Linked DNA regions of Homo sapiens: region 1 is linked to region 2. Evidence: chromatin loops called from intact Hi-C (ENCODE). Cell type or tissue: IMR-90. All regions are shown on one strand.

Region 1 (8,000 bases), 650 kb after region 2:
AGCTTCACTGTACCTCTCGCTGGCTGCCTTGTTACTTGTTAAACTGTGCCTTCAGGGTAATTCAGGGGCATCTCAGCTGGAATTTAGTGTACCAAATAATGAGTACAATGTCTGGATGCTCAGATAAAGCAGGGTTTTAAGAACCCTTTGAAAAAAATTCATCTTTTTTTTTCTTAAAAAGTTTCATTGAGGTGTAATTGACATACAATAAACCACACATGCTTTAAATGTACAGTTTGATAAAGTGTGATGTATGTATTCACCTGTGAAACTATCACCACAATCAAGTACCCAGCAATGGGATTGCTGGATCATATGATAGATTTATTTTTAGTTTTTTGAGACACTTCCATACTGTTTTCTATAGTGGCTATACTAATTTACATTCCCACCAGCAGTGTACTAGCATCTTAATGAGAATTTTTGTTAAGCTATCTGAGAGGAAAGCAGGGTGAGATGATCAATTCATAATATCTGTTTAATTTTGTCTTCCATTTGCCTAAGAAAACTTTACAAAGTATTTTTTAAAATCCCAAATACCCAGTTTTTTTAATATTTCAATAGACATTAGGTACTTATACTCTTTATGAAAGTAACAAAACCTCTTTCTTATTTTCAAACATATAGTTAGTTGTTCCAAAAATAAGAATGCCTCTCTCTCTCTCCTTCCTTCCTCCCTGCCTGCCTCTTTTCGTTTTTATCCTTCTCCTTTCCTCTCCTTTCTTTTTCTCTCTTTCTCTCTATATAACAGTTCTTTTCTACTGTGGAAAGAACTTTCATAAATACAGAGTGCTTTGGGTTTTAGGAGCCCTATTTGAAAGAAAACACTGCCCTTTTGTTGCTGGTGGCCACATGAGACAATTTTTTCACTTTTACACCAACGTTGAACCTCCTTAATTAAAACAATAATCATTATTGTGTAATGACTCATCACACAGTCATTTGCATAGAAAAGGAAAGGAATCACTGGATGATGGAGCAGGGAGCAGAGTTACACTAACTTATTTTCCATATATAAGTGCCTTATATTGGGGAGAGATAAATAATTTTATTTTTGTGATTCCTCTGATAAAATAATGCACTTTGTCATTGACAACAGACCTGTCTATCCCTTCATGTTTTCAGCTTCCAACACAGATGAAATAACCCCCCTTAGATGCCCCTGTAGCTTATTCAGGGGTTTGGCCTTTTTGATCATTCTCATAATTACTCCTTTGAAATATTTCTTCGTTAGTAACCCTGTATTTCACTTTGTATGAGATCTTCTGATCCCTTATTTTTCCCATCTTGGAGTTTTTTCCAAAAACAAAATGTATTTTATTGCTTCATTTACTTTTGAAAATTTTTTCATCTTTATTGAGGTATATACAACAAATAAAATTGTAATTTTAGGGTGTACAATGTAATGATTTTATTTATATATATATATATATATATATATATATATATAGTGAAATTATTGTCTCAATCAAGTGAGTTAACACCTCTGTCACATCATTTAGTTACCCCTCTTTTTTTTGTTTTGTTCTGTGGTGAGAACATTTAAGTATATTTCAAGTATACAATTCAGTATTTGAAACTATAGCCACCAAAATGCTATATGTTCATCATAAAATTTATTAAACTATTCCTAAAAATAAATTTAAAAAATTGAAAATTATTTAGTGTTCTATCACTTATAAACACCTGCTGTTGATGTTTTGGTAAATATGTTTCCAGATCTATTTCTCCTTCCTTCCTTCCTTCCTTCCTTCCTTCCTTCCTTCCTTCCTTTCATCCTTCCTTCCTTCTTTTCCTTCTTCCTTCCTTCCTTCTTTCCATCCATTCCTCTAACTTGCTGTATTGATCAGTAATATATCATGAATATCCTTTCTTGTAATAAATATTTAACTGCCTCATAATTTTAAGTGGCTGCATATAAACTATTAAAATGATATACCTTAATTAGCCTTCCTTTAGGAGGTTTAGGCTATTTCCATTTTTTTGCCTTTAAAGATTATGTGTTGCTGACATTTGCATTGATTGTTAAATTCTGAAGTGAGCTAGTAACTATATCAGGCAGTGAAAACTGTGAGGCGGACTCATTACTATATATAAGGAAAACTTCCAATTTCAATTTGAATAATAAGAATTCTGTAGGAGTTTTGTTTCATTCTTTGAGAAATATCTTTACATTTTAAATATTTGTTTAGGGAGAATATACCTTTATAAATATAAAGGTTATAGTTAATAACTGTAAATGTCAGGAATAAAGTAGTGTTTTGGGTTGTTCCAAGCATAAGGTTGTGGAAAGAGTATAAAGTTGAAAACCACTGTCTAGAATAACCTCAGTCATCCCAGCAGAGTAGGGGAGAAAGGTCTTAGAGCATCACCATTTCCCTTGTGCCTTAGATTTTCTAACTGAGGATCCAGTTCATTCATTCAACAAAAATGTATTAAGTTACCTGGGCCAGGCATGGAGCTGGATACCAGCGATACAGCGATGAATAACCCTTGCTCTATCCTTGAGGTTTTCATGGTCCACAAGGTGTCGAAGGTGGATAGTTATTGCTGCTTGGGAAATTGTAGACAGCATCAGTAAGAATGAAAAATTCTTCTGGCTTTGAACCCAATGTGCATTCTAGCCTGGTTAGTCTTTTGCACTCATCACTTAGAATATTGTGCTGAAGCCCTGAAACATATCTTGAAAAACTATACTTGTACGGTGGGTTGAAAGTCGCCCCTTGACATGCTAATTAGAAAGAAGACAACCAAAAGAAAAGTGCTGCCTGAGGCTAGTCCTGAGAGTGAAAAATAAGATCTGAGCCAACTTCTACACTTCTTGCTCCTTCTTGAGTGTGATCCACATTGGCAGGCATACCATCATAGAGACAGGAAAGAGTTGTCACATCAAGCTAGACAGTGAAATTCAGCCATCTGATTGGATGCTGGGTTTGGTTAGAAGACATTTTTATGTGATTGTTAGAGTACTACAATATATGTCCACTCTTACATACAAAGAACAAGAGAAGAATTCTTATTGTCCAGAGGCTTTATCCATGTTTCTCAAACTTCAATGTGCATAAAAACCAGCTGGAGAACCTGTTGAAATGTAGATTTGTATTCATTAGGCCTGGGGCAGAGCCTGAGATTCTGCATTTCTAAAACACTTCTAAGTAATGTCAACACTGCTGCCTCACAGATTGCCCTTTGAGTAACAAGGACCTAAAATGTCTTTGTGCCAGTGAGAATTCACCTTTTGTAACTTCCTCTATTTGTTTGCAGCTGTAGTGATGGTCCTAAATAGCATGAGTGTCAGCTGGAGCGCCCGGATCCAGATTTTCTTAACCTTTTGCAAGCTCACAGCAATTCTGATAATTATAGTCCCTGGAGTTATGCAGCTAATTAAAGGTATGGACTGAAAAGCAAATGCTTTTTAAAATACGTATCTGCTTTTGGTCTTTTTTAACACTAACTTTTGCTTGTACTAACAGAATCCTTAATTAGTCTCTGCCTGTGGAACTTAAACTCTATATTGTCATCTAATTGATTTGAAAGGCTGCTACATTGTGAGTGAGTTGGTTTTTACAGTTGAATGGCAGAAAGAGGATTAAGAATGGGCCATGCAACAAAATAAGGCATCAGTGAATTTTCTAGGTTTAATGGTTTGGAGTGAAAACTCGAAGTGGAAAAAAAAAAAACCTGCCACTTAGTTTTAATTAAAGATAAATATGTCTTTTTTTTACTTTAAAATTGTCCAATAATAGTAATAAAAATTAAAGAGAAAAAGGTATCTGGAAAGTGATAAAAGATGATCAATAATTCTTTGACTTTCTGGTTATTATTCCTTTTAAATTGAGAGTGGTATCCTCAACAGAGGAGTCAATACGGGAACAGCATTCCTAAACACCAAAATTATATCACAATAAAATAGTTGTAAAAACTTAATTTTTATTGTTACATTATTTTTAATATAAAATTCGCATTTCTGCGATTACTTGCTTTATAGAGTTTAACATTTAATTTAAAAAAAGAAATTGAGAGGTGACATTTAGAGTTTTTGTTTTAGGAAAGAAGGCACATGCAGTTGCTTGGATTCAGTGGAAATTGTTGGAGGACAGAGATTCACATGTGGTATTTAATTAGCAACAGGAATATAGCAGGAAATAAAGTGAGAAGAAATTGTAAAGGAATGACATAACTTGGGCATGTTAAGTATTTAATGTTTACATTGATATTGTCTGTTCCAAGAAAGGGAATCTAGAGAAATTTAATGACGTTGCAGAAGAATTACACAAGGCAAAAGGAAATGCCAGCGTTTGGTAAAATCATCACTGTTGGTAGAAGCATTAAATAATGACAAACACTGAAGGATCAGCCACTCTGGAGCTGGGAAAGGGAGCTGCTGTTGCCCATTTAATAAGCCTAGTGGGAGATTTTAGAGCCCTGCTGGCGGAAATGCTTTTATGAAATCCAGCAACAGCAGCCAATGCAGAATAAACACAATGAAGATTTTGACCGTTAGAGCTTGCACTGAAGAGAAGACAGGAGCTTGCTCTTCTAATACACCTTGGCCTCCACAGAGCTAGCCTGCTCATTTCTATCTTATTCGTTAGGAATGTAGGCACAATAATCTGTTTTGTTAGTGCTTTATTTTTCTGAGCTAACTCTTCAGTCTTCTGTAAGGAGTTTCTTCAGTATTTGAAAAGTGCAGAATCTCTGGGTCATTGGCTGTTCTTTAATACTAGTTTAGATTCCAAAAGATTATATGCTATCCCTTGAAACTAAGATTTATTTTCTTCTTCTTTTTGGTGTAATGTAAGATACTATAGGTAGCATTATAGACTTTATTCAATTTTTACCAGGTATTTATATATGTATATGAGGAAGGGTTTGGTTGCCCAAATGTTGCTCTATTGCAAATTCCTTGAGAGCAGAGGTCATGATATATCTTGAGGTTTTTTTAGTGGCTAAAATACAGAGACACTTTAATCAATAATCATGATATCAATGCTTAATGTGACAGGCTTATTCAGAGATCTCACACAACAGAGAAATTCCCTGAGAATATTACCGCATTTAATGTAAATTTAACATTTTAGAGACCATTATTAGCAGGTATATTTGCTCGATTGCTGTAAAATTGTGATTTTCTTCATCTCTAACATGATCACACATTTTTCACATTAATCTGAAACTCTAGTAGGAGACTTTGTTAATACAGATTGTGCTTTTATTTCTATTCTAATCATATCCTGAAAGTAGTTGTATGTTATGTATTCACTTATGAGAGTTTGTTGAACTTTCCTTTGAATATTGCCTTTAATCTTCATGAGACCTCTGTTATATAGCCAAAATATTCCTGAATTCTAGAAACAAAATGCCTCTCTTTTGTAATATTCTCAAAATGGCACTTTTGAAGATCTTTGCTTGTGACCCAGTCTTTATAGAATTTGGTTTTTCTTATGGATTATTTGGTGCTGCACTCTAAGAAATATTGTGCCTTTATGCCAAAGAGACCACAGATTATGATAAAAGAATATTCAACAGATGCTTTTATCTGAATTCCACTATTTATATTTTTCTCCTGGAAGGACACAATGATGTTTTAGTAAAATGGGCATTTCTGAATTTATCATGTCATTTAAAAAGTGAGCTATGTTTGGGAATCATTTGAGAGAAAAATTGTTTAGTATATAATTCAACATTCTCCATTTTTGGTCTTCATACTCACACATATTATATTTATATATAAGTTATGCCTGGGCAATGAATGCAGGAAAAACTGAGATTTGACTTGGAAGAGAGAGTGTCTCATACACATCATCCACCCCCTGTCCCCCTTCTGTTTATTTACATGAAGTTTTATTTTAAAACAAAGTCTCACTTCCCATTTGGGTAATCTCATTTGCTATTTTCTTTGGGTAATAGAAACATTTTTTCTGCTTAAGCTTGAATATTGACTGACTAAAGTAAATCTGAATTTCTAACTTTTAAAACTATTCAAAAGATATAAAAGAAAAAGCTCCAATGTGATTCATAAAATAGAGAAAAAGGTGAAGTGTTCAATTCACATGCTGCTGCAAAATTTGTTGAAACCTATTTATTTTAGAGTTCATTATAATATCTTTTCAATATTTCTAGGAAAAAAAACATGTCATTCTCTAGGACAGGGTCACAGAGTGAGTGGACTTTCTCTGTAAAGGACAAGAGAGTAAATATTTTCAATTTTTCAAGCTAGCTGTATGGTCTCAACTCTGCTATTATAGGTTGAAATCAGCCATAGGCAATACTTCATGAATGGGTAATACTTCATGAATGGGCATTTTTAACTTATAGATAAAGAAAACTTTATCTATAAGAAAGGCTTGCAGCCAGACGCAGTGGCTCACACCTGTAATCCTAACACTTTGGGAGGCCGAGGCGGGCGGATCACAAGATCAGGAGTTCAAGACCAGCCTGGCCAACATGGTGAAACCCCATCTCTACTAAAAATATGAAAATTAGTTGGGCATGATGGCGCGCTCCTGTAATCCCAGCTACTCAGGAGGCTGAGGCTGGAGAATCACTTGAACCCAGGAGGCGGAGGTTGCAGTGAGCCAAGATTGTGCCACTGCACTCCAGCCTGGGCCACAGAGTGAGACTCCATCTTGAAAAAAATAAAAAAAGAAAGGCTTGCAGTTTGGGTTGACACACATGGTCTTCAGGATTTTCCAACTTCTCTTCTAGGAGGTAGGCATCTAATGAACAACATGGGATAAACAGAAAGCAGAAAGGTAAATTGTGTAGGAAAGGAGTCCTGGGATTTATTTCCATCTCCTCATTAAGGGTAGAACCTTGGATACCTCTCCGCATTTTCTTGCCAAGCAAAACATTATCTTTTTAAGAATTCTATCTTTTAAGAATTCTATCATATTCATAAAGATTATAATTTACAGAAAACCCTTTAGTCTTCTTTTATGGTCACAATAGAGGCATACTCAAACAGAGGATTATTTTTCAATGCCATTTTCATCTTTGTTATAAATTTATTAAAAGAGAAATATGAAATAGTGTTAATGATCAATATACTTTTGGGACCCCTTCTATAGAATGGGTACAGTATTGATAAAGATGGTAATCAACAGAGAGTAAGAAATCTAGACTTACAACAGTATGTTTCTCCGCACCCCCATGTTTCTGGTTAAGAGTGAATAAGAACCAATTCTTTGAAAAATCCTAAAATCAGTCTATTCTAATTACAGGTCAAACGCAGAACTTTAAAGACGCCTTTTCAGGAAGAGATTCAAGTATTACGCGGTTGCCACTGGCTTTTTATTATGGAATGTATGCATATGCTGGCTGGTAAGTTGATAGCTCCAGATCTGGTGGTTTGCGTAGTTCATTAATCCCATTATGCACTCAGATTAAGTGCCAAGCAAGGTGCCAGGCAAATGTGAATAGCCATAATCCAGTGTGATAGGCTTTACTTGAAATGAGAAATAAGGTATTATCCCCTCCACCAGGCCAATTACTTTGCACATGACAACTAAACATAACAGGTTTCCAGTCAAGGTGACTGCTAGATTTAGCCTGATGTCATAAAAAACAAACAAATGCTGGGTCTTAAGATCCAATAAAAATTACTTATAAGTATGTACCAGTAAGGACATAATAGTGCCGTAAGGTACTAAAGAATAATACTTCGCTTGTCAAAAGGCCTTTCAGCTAAAGCTCCAAGGGTGTTTACAAATAGTGATTAATTGATTTTTTTTTCCAGCTTCTCGTGAGAGAAGTAACTCAGATGTAGAAATAAGTATGACATTCCCAGAAGGTAAATGGTAATCTAAAGGCAGAGAAAGAGAAACCAAGATAATGCAGTCAACTCTTCTAGACAGTCTATTACATTTAAAAGGACCTTACATGTTCCTTAAAATGTCCCCAACATCTGAAAATTTAAAAAAGTGAAGATGATTAAAATCATGATGCCACAGATATATTTCCTTTGATGTATGTCCACCTGTGATACCTACCTTTCTAGT
Region 2 (8,000 bases):
AGGACTACTTGGATTCATCCTCCTGAAAATGGTGGAGAGGAGCCCCATGCCACCCTCGCAGGCCATCTTTCTGTAATGTTTTCCCAAGTACCTTTCTCTCCTGTGGTGATCTTGCAGGCTCAGTCCAGATAATCATTTTTCTTTCTCTCCTGGAGAAGTTTGACATTTTCTACATTGACCTACAGATCTTTTAAGATTTCCTCTTTTAGTCTGCCAGGAAGACTGTTGGCCCTGGAAGTCCTGCTCTCTGGAGCTTGGTTGGTCTGCTCTATTTTGTTCACCAGAGACTCCTCACTGGCTGGTCCTAATGGTTAATTCTACATTAGTTGAATGTCAGTGTCTTTTCCTACCACTTTATGCCATTGGGTCCACCCTCTCTAGACAGCCTGGCCCACTGGGAGAAGCCATCTTTCTTTATTGTATCCCGAATCTTTTATGTCTCCCTCTTATAGCATCCAGGAATCTCTCCTTACTCCAAGCTCCTGTTCTGTCCAGACATGGCTCTTGTTCACAGCTCCTTGTGGAGCAGTGGTGGAAAGATTGGGCTCCACCTGGTTCAGGTTATTGCAGGTGGGATCCCCATTTCTGTTATTTTACTCTCTGGTTTCTTCTCTCCCTCCTTCTCCCTCTCCCATGCCCTCAGTGGAGCAGTCCTTTAAAACCTCATCTTTAAAAAAGAAAATACTTCAAAATACAAAGACAATAAAAGATATAATATCCACTGAGGGACCAGGAGGCTAATTTCCTCACATACATTTTCTGATAATTTTGGCAAAGCTGCTTCCCAAACATCTGCATTAAATATTCCTCACCACAGGTGTGTGCTTAATGTGCTCTTCGAGTAAATAACACTCAGAATTGTAATCATGAGGTGGTCTGGGACCAGCCAGGTCATCTATCTGGATTTACACCTTGGGAATCCAGGGAGAAGGAGGCCTGGGACCAGGGCTGCATGGGAATAGTTCTGCTACTTCTCAGCAGCATGGAGAAGGCAGCTGGGTTCAGGGCCTTCCAAAGAGGCAGCACCCGCTCTTGAACAGCACAGCGCCTGAATACCAACCTGTTGTTAATTCAGTCACCGTGCCGTCATTCCGGTGCTTCACAGATGAGAAAAGTGAGGCACTTTGAGTAGTCAAAGATTAGACCCTAAGTACCTCAGTCCCCTCGTCTTGCAGATGAAGAGGATGAACTAATGTTTCTCCTCATTCTAAAATGGTCTGATTTTATAAAATCACTCCTTCCAAATTTATACACTATTGCTGATGAGTGCGGCTGCCTCTCTAATTTCTGTGGCATGTGAAGGGTTTTCTAGCAATCTGCAGCCTGAGCTGAATGCCTCTTTGTGCTTTCCATTGCAGTCTAAAATAAAATCTTTGGAATAGTAGGAGGGAAAAAAAACCCTTCTGAAAAAGTCTCAGTAAAAGAAAAGTGCCTTTACTGTAGCCTCTGTTCCACAAAAGGAAAAAGATCTTGACATTTTCCCAGGAGTGAATGAGCAGGTAGAGCAATTGTAAGAGTTAATGGCAAGGTTTCCCAAGAGCTCTGGGATAAGGACAGGATCATGACCAAACTTCTCAATGAGCTTTTTAAGGGATGATGTACAAGCTGGAATGTAGGATGCCATTATGTTTCTCAGGTGAGGAACAAAAAGGTTGATTTAGTGTGTTTCTTGCTCTCCCCTTCTCCTCTATAGCCTGCACATTTATCTATGTATGTAAGTATGTCTGCATCTATGTATGTGTCATTATCTGTGTATCTATTTGTATGTATTTAGGCATGCGTATTTGCATGTATCATAATCTATGTATCTAACTATCCACGTATCTGTGTATGTATCTATATCTATCTACCAATTACCTATCTACTTACCTGTCTCTGTTTCTATCTATCCTCTATGTATCTATCTATCATCTCTCTATACATTCACCTGCTTTTCTGTCTCTGTATCTCACTTGCTTACTCTCTCTGCCTCTTCTCATTTTTGTTTTGTCAGGCTGAAATTACTTATCTTCCCAGTAAGGATGAATAATAAAGCAATTTTTTCCCACCCGTGGTATGTCAATCATTCTCCTGAGTGGACTGTTCAGATAGTTTCATAGAATTAAAATTCCAAGACTGCCCCCAAACTTGAAGCATACATCTATAATGCCTCCTGAGGGTTTTCAGAGGTTCCAGTACAGGTGATCACAGCTGCTGACAGTGAGGGCCTCTTCTCTGAAGGGTCCTGGAGGACTTTTAGTGTGATCATCAAGGAGGCATCCCCAGGCGCCTGTTGGCAGTAAGAGTCCACATCTTCCCATTCAAATTCTCTTTGTCTCCTGAGTTGTGGATGGAATTTGGTGGCTGTAGAGTCCCATGGAGGATCTCTTAATGTCATCTCCTCCTTAAAGAGTTACAGGTCTTGGAAGGGAGACCTGCATTTCTTGAAAGCAAACATAGTCATGAAACCTGTAAAAAGAATTTTTGAAGAGCAAATAATCTAGTTTCTGTCTCTGCTCATTTGACTTGCTAGAATTATTTTAGTACCTATAGCTGACATTTATTGAGTGAGAGCTTAGGCACTGTTATATGTGTTTTACATGTATTAACACATTTAATTCTCACAGTAGCCCAATGGGGTAGATACTATTAATAGCCCTATTTTACAGGAAGGGGGTTAATGAGGAAACATATCTTTTTGAGGGTAAGGCATACATTCTGCTTGGGGATTAAACAGACTAGGGAATCAAAAAAGTGAATTTCTGTCCTACCCACATTTTACTTTTAAATTCCCTACTGATATGTAAAAATAATTTTAAAATAATTTAAAAAATAGGGCAATAAGAATAAATAGGGCAGGGGAAAAGTAGAGCAATGATGACTAGATTTATGATCCGCTAGGGTTGAAGTGAGTGGAGGAGTTCTCCACGTCAACTTGTGACCCCCCTCGGCCACTCGTCTGCTCTTGAGAGCATCTTAAGACAGATGTTCATAGCCATTGTCATAGTGCTGCCGAAGCCCGATCTCCAGCACTTCCTCCCTCCATGAAGACAGAATTGCTGGGTCTAAGGGAATCTGGATTTCCATCTATGCCTAACTTCTGTTGACCTTTACTCTTAGCAGAACAAAAGAGGGAACTTTAAGGCCCAGATCCCCCTTGCCTCTGACCACTTTGTTTCCGTGCCTGTTGGCAGGTGTAGGGTGGAAGAGAGAGGGGACTGACTCCGAGCCGCTGCTTCTGTGAGGCGGGTGGGATCTTGATTGCACGCCGCGGATAGTGTAAGCTGCTGTTTGACGTCCCTCCGGACAGCACCATTAACCGCCTGAGCTTTCAAATGGGCTAAACTTGGCTTCCGTTTTTAAGCCTTTAAACCAGAGCATGGAGAAAGAAGGCCCCGCTAGTGTAGGATATTGACAGCTTAGCTAAATTTAGAGGCCATGTGGAATGTGATTTTCCATATGTCCCTTCCTGATGCCAGTTGGCACTGCAGAGTTCACACAAACCCTGCACATTTTCATACTACAACGCCCTCCACGCACATGCACACCTACACACGCATGCACACACATGTGCCTGCATGTGTACACACACACAGGCAATTTGTGCATTTCAGAGTATGCTTCAAGCCAATGACTAAGCAGAGACAGCTTAGCACTTTGCAGATTTGTTTGAAAATAGCTCCTTTCTAAATGCCACAGAATCCGATTGCAGCTCTCTCTCTGAAATCTATGAGGAAATGTCATATGCCCAGCACCGGTCTGAGGCACAACAGTTCTGCTGGCCAACTGTAGTCTTCTGTCAAGCCTGTATAAAGTATGAACTCTTCAGCTTTCACCGCCAGAGCCTCTCATTCTCTTCAAATTCTAAGAGGAAAAAGCTTGGGAGACCTGACAGGATATGGCCACTAGATGGGGCCAAAGGTCTGTGAAACATTTTTGTGGGCGCTGAAATCTGTAATTCCGCCCTTAGCTGAAGAATCCTTGCGGAAGAGAAGAGACCTTGATCATAAATCCCACACGCAATAACAGGTTCATAATGCATCCTAGTGACTACACGTTGTAATTTTTTCTCCCAGAGAAATAAAATTTCTCTTTCAATGGAGAAGGATGTTCCTTTACATCGAACATGTGCTAATGTTAAATCTCTTTCCTAAGAAGCCAGCAACTAAGCCTTTAATGTGCACTGACCAAGACATCTGGGCAATGCCTGCAGTGAAATGCAGATTGATAGCTTGAGGGCCTAAGAACACATAAGCCACAGTCTTGGCAGCCTAGATAGAGAGGGCTATTTTTCCCCTAAAAAATGAACATTTGACTTGTCAAAATGTTTTCTCATTGATCCACTGAAACAGAATCTGCAGATTAGAGAGACAGGTTTACAAAAAATCTCATTCATTTTCGAAGAGAAGTTAAGGGGAAAACAGAGACTAATTTCTTTCACTTAAAATGTATCTACCTATTAAATACGGAGCAAAATGTTGAGTGAATAAAATGTCAGTGGGACAGAAATCCATTTGTTTGTTGCCCCTGACTCTTCCCTTCCTACAGCCTTCCCTGTTACCTGGGAAGTGGAAATCAAAGAACATAAAAAAAATTGCTAAATGATATAATTAGCAGCAGAATCTATGTATGAAAACAGTTAGCACCAAACCTACATCTACATATCCATTTATTCTTCAGAGCCTCGCTCTGTCGCCCAGGCTGGAGTGCAGTGGTGCAATCTCGGTTCACTGCAACCTCCACCTCCCAGGTTCCGGCGATTCTCCCGTCTCAGCCTCCTGAGTAGCTGGGATTACAGATGTGCACCACCACGCCCAGCTAATTTTTGTATTTTTAGTAGAGACAGGGTTTCACCATGTTGGCCATGGCCGGTCTCGAACTCATGGCCTCATATGATCCGCCTGCCTCAGTCTCCCAAAGTGCTGAGATTACAGGCGTGAGCCACCGTGCCCAGTCAATTTATTCTTAATAGTGATCCTTTTCTTAGCAGTGCCATGCAGCAAAAAGGGCTGACGTTTTTTGACTACGATGCACCTTTTGGTGCTTTACTGGTGAACTCTTTACATGATGATTATTTATGATGTGCAAAATGTGAGATTAGAGAAAAAAAACAAAACAAAAGCAAAACACCTAAAACTTAATTTGATGCTGAGTTACAATTCCTTTGAAATTTCAACTGTTAGGGGTTCACAGCCATTTCTCCAAACTGATTTCTTGGAACTGCACTAGGAGAGCAGGTGGCTTGTGTGTCTTTTTCACTCTTGTATGCCCAGCACTTGGCATGGTGTCTGGTACAGAGTGGGCTCTCCAACTACTTGCAGGATGAGTGAGTGGCATGCAGGCCTGGCTGTGGGCCTGGCACAGAGATAATATGTTCATTTCCATATTTTGTAGGTGTCACAATCTGAAATCTGGTTATTTCAGATTGACCCTTCCAGAGGCAGAGATTTATCTAGAATCCTTGAAACCTTACAATTTCAAAAAAAAAAAAAAAAAAAAAAAGGATAAAAACTACCACATCCTCATTCCTCAAATGGGGACAAATTCTGCTGCTTTTCAAAGAAATCAAACCAAGATTCTCAAAGTAGAATGTGGTGCAATAATTTTTAATAGCTTTTTTATTACTGTGTTTATCACAAGTAGGAGGCATTTACTTTGTAAATATTCTCCTTTTCCAGAGTTTGGTGGTGTTTTTCTAGTTTCCATAATGTTAAATAGTCATCCCATATTTAGTCCAGGCTCATGTGGCCATTTGCAAAAGGGATGACAGTGTACGATGAGGCACACACTCATATTTAGACTCTAACATAAACAGAGCAGTGACTCTTAGGTGAGAGAAGTGTTTCTTCATTCTCAGAAATAGAATAATACAGGAAGCAGATGCATTATTCTAGGATATCAGTTTCTTTTTGATACTTCAAATGACTTCTCACCTGCAATGCCTCCCCCTCCCCTCCCCTCTCCCCTCACCCTCTCTCTCCCCTTCCCTTCCCTCCCCTCCCATCCCTTCCCTTCCTCTCCCATCCCCTCCTCCTTCTCCCCTTCTCTCCTCTCTCCTCCCTCCCCTCCTCTCTCCACTTCCCTCCCCTCCCCTCCTCTCTCCTCCCCTCTCCCCTCCCCTCTCCCCTCCTATTTCCCTTCCCCACTCCCCTCCTCTCTCCCCTCCCCTCCTGTTCCTTCCTCTTCCCTCCTTTCCCTTTTCCTTTGGGCAAGGAGATAGAGGTCATTTTCTTTCCCTTAAGATGAGATAAATCATGGTCTCTGGTCTTAAAACAGGGATGGTTCTGTCTTCTTGGGCTGCATCCCAATTCAGTGACGTGAAAACCACAGGTCAAGGGTGTACCATTTGCCTCTCAACAAGTGGGAGGCAATCGAGCCTCTGCCTTCTCCACAGCTGCTGAGGCCACAGACCCAGTGAGCAGGGATCCAGAACTGGACTCCAGCTCCTTTCCCAGCCAGACTCTGCGTTAGAACCCCTGCTGGCTGTCAGACTCATGAAGCAAATGGAATACAGTGTAGATCCTCTGGGTTTCCACATTTCAGCCACTTTTTCTTATGAGTTATTTGCTCTGGTCAGCATGTTGCAGGAAACACTTTTCAATGTGGTCTCCTGAAGTCCCCTTACTGGTCTGGGGGACCACACCACCCTACTCCCCAGGGAGGTTTTCTGGGTACTGACAAGACTTACAGCAGCATAGCTCTCTCCAATGATAAGAGTCTCACCAAAACTCACCAAAATTCTCTCTTCTCTCTGCCCTCTTTTCCTATCCTTATCCAAATGCAGATACCAAGAATTGTGGAAGGGATTGGGGGGTTATCTCTGTAAATCTGCATAAGGGAGGTCTGTCCCAATCACTTTTATATCATTAATTGTTTTGGGCTCATCAGTAGAAATGGAGGTGAAAGAGTCTCATTCTAATGTCCCGTTTTTTGAGGACTGAATGACATTCTATGAGTGAACACCAAATGGGACAAGATCTCTGTCAACTATCAAATTTTGTGCAAATGTCACTTCTTAGCATCGCCATTCTCTGCTAATATGATAATGGATTCTTATTACAACTACTGTCAAGAAGGATGGAAAAACCCTTTCCAGCTTGAAAACGTACTTTCTGGAAACAGTGCTGCAGATCCTGGGAGGATTAGTGAGTGGTCATCTGTAGTAGGAGAGCAGTTAATTTCGGATGCTGTGTCAGAGATTAGGGACAGTGGCAAATTGTGTGCTGTGATTGTGCAGTGGAACTAACCATGCTGTGGAGACGTTCCCTATGCAAGTTGTATGAGGGCAGATAATGACAGGCAAGTGACTGCAACCCGAGGCGGTTGTGTCTAAAGTCAAAGGGAAATTCAGTCAGCTTCACTTAATAGCTAAAGAATGAGAGGCCGAGGGTGGCATTCCAGGCAGAGGCCTTGGGAGTGCAACTGGAAAGGAGAAGGGGCTGCATGGGGCGGGCACGTGTGTGGTGGGTATATAGTGTGTGTGTGCACAGTGTGTGGAGTATACAGTGTGATGTGTGGTGTCGAGTGGTGTGTGTGTGGGGGGGTGTATAGTGTGGTCTGTGTGTGGTGTGTCGTGTATACTGTGGTGTGTGTGGTGTGTGTGTTGCATGGTGTGTGGTTTATGTGCATTGTGTGGAATATATTGTGTGTGGTGTGCATGTGGTGTATAGAGTATAGTACGGTATGTGTGGTGTGTTGGGGTGTGTGTGTGTGTGTGCATGTTGTGTGAAGTATAGTGTGGTGTGTGGTGTGTGTGTATGTGTGTGCATGGTGTATGGTGATACTGTGTCGGAGTGTGTGTGTGGTGTGTATGGTATATGGAGTATAGTGTGTATGCGGGTGTGGTGTATAGTGTGTGTGGTGTGTAGTGTATAGTGTGTGATGTGTGTGGTGTGTGGAATATAGTGTGGTGTGTGTGTGTTTGTGTACATGTTGTGTGATGTACAGTGTGTTGTGTGGAGGATAGATGGTGTGCAATGTAGTATGTGGGTATATGTGTGTGGTGTATGTATGCTGTGCTG

Evidence for each region. Peaks named below come from ENCODE experiments on the same cell type or tissue, not always from the same donor. Only the 100,000 strongest peaks of a DNase experiment are listed, where the experiment ranks them.
Region 1: a loop joins it to region 2, with 2.8 times the contacts of the local background. A loop is called at or near these places in 2 of 110 quality-filtered maps.

Annotation. Positions count from the first base shown.
Region 1 is chr4:138,218,589-138,226,588 of GRCh38, reverse strand. It overlaps SLC7A11 (solute carrier family 7 member 11), which reads left to right. Exons shown (of 12, transcript NM_014331.4): 4 at 3,265-3,390; 5 at 7,224-7,323. Among named protein-coding and RNA genes, the nearest start is that of SLC7A11, 20 kb to the left of the region's middle. RefSeq lists an enhancer at 3,105-3,715. In IMR-90, a CTCF peak has its summit at 4,362; a DNase peak (open chromatin) is centred at 4,288; H3K27ac peaks cover 3,236 bases.
Region 2 is chr4:138,867,111-138,875,110 of GRCh38, reverse strand. All of the region lies in intron 2 of LOC105377448 (a long non-coding RNA gene), which reads left to right. Among named protein-coding and RNA genes, the nearest start is that of NOCT, 140 kb to the left of the region's middle. In IMR-90, a CTCF peak has its summit at 3,883 (motif pointing right); DNase peaks (open chromatin) are centred at 3,900, 5,760 and 6,320; H3K27ac peaks cover 319 bases; H3K27me3 peaks cover 610 bases.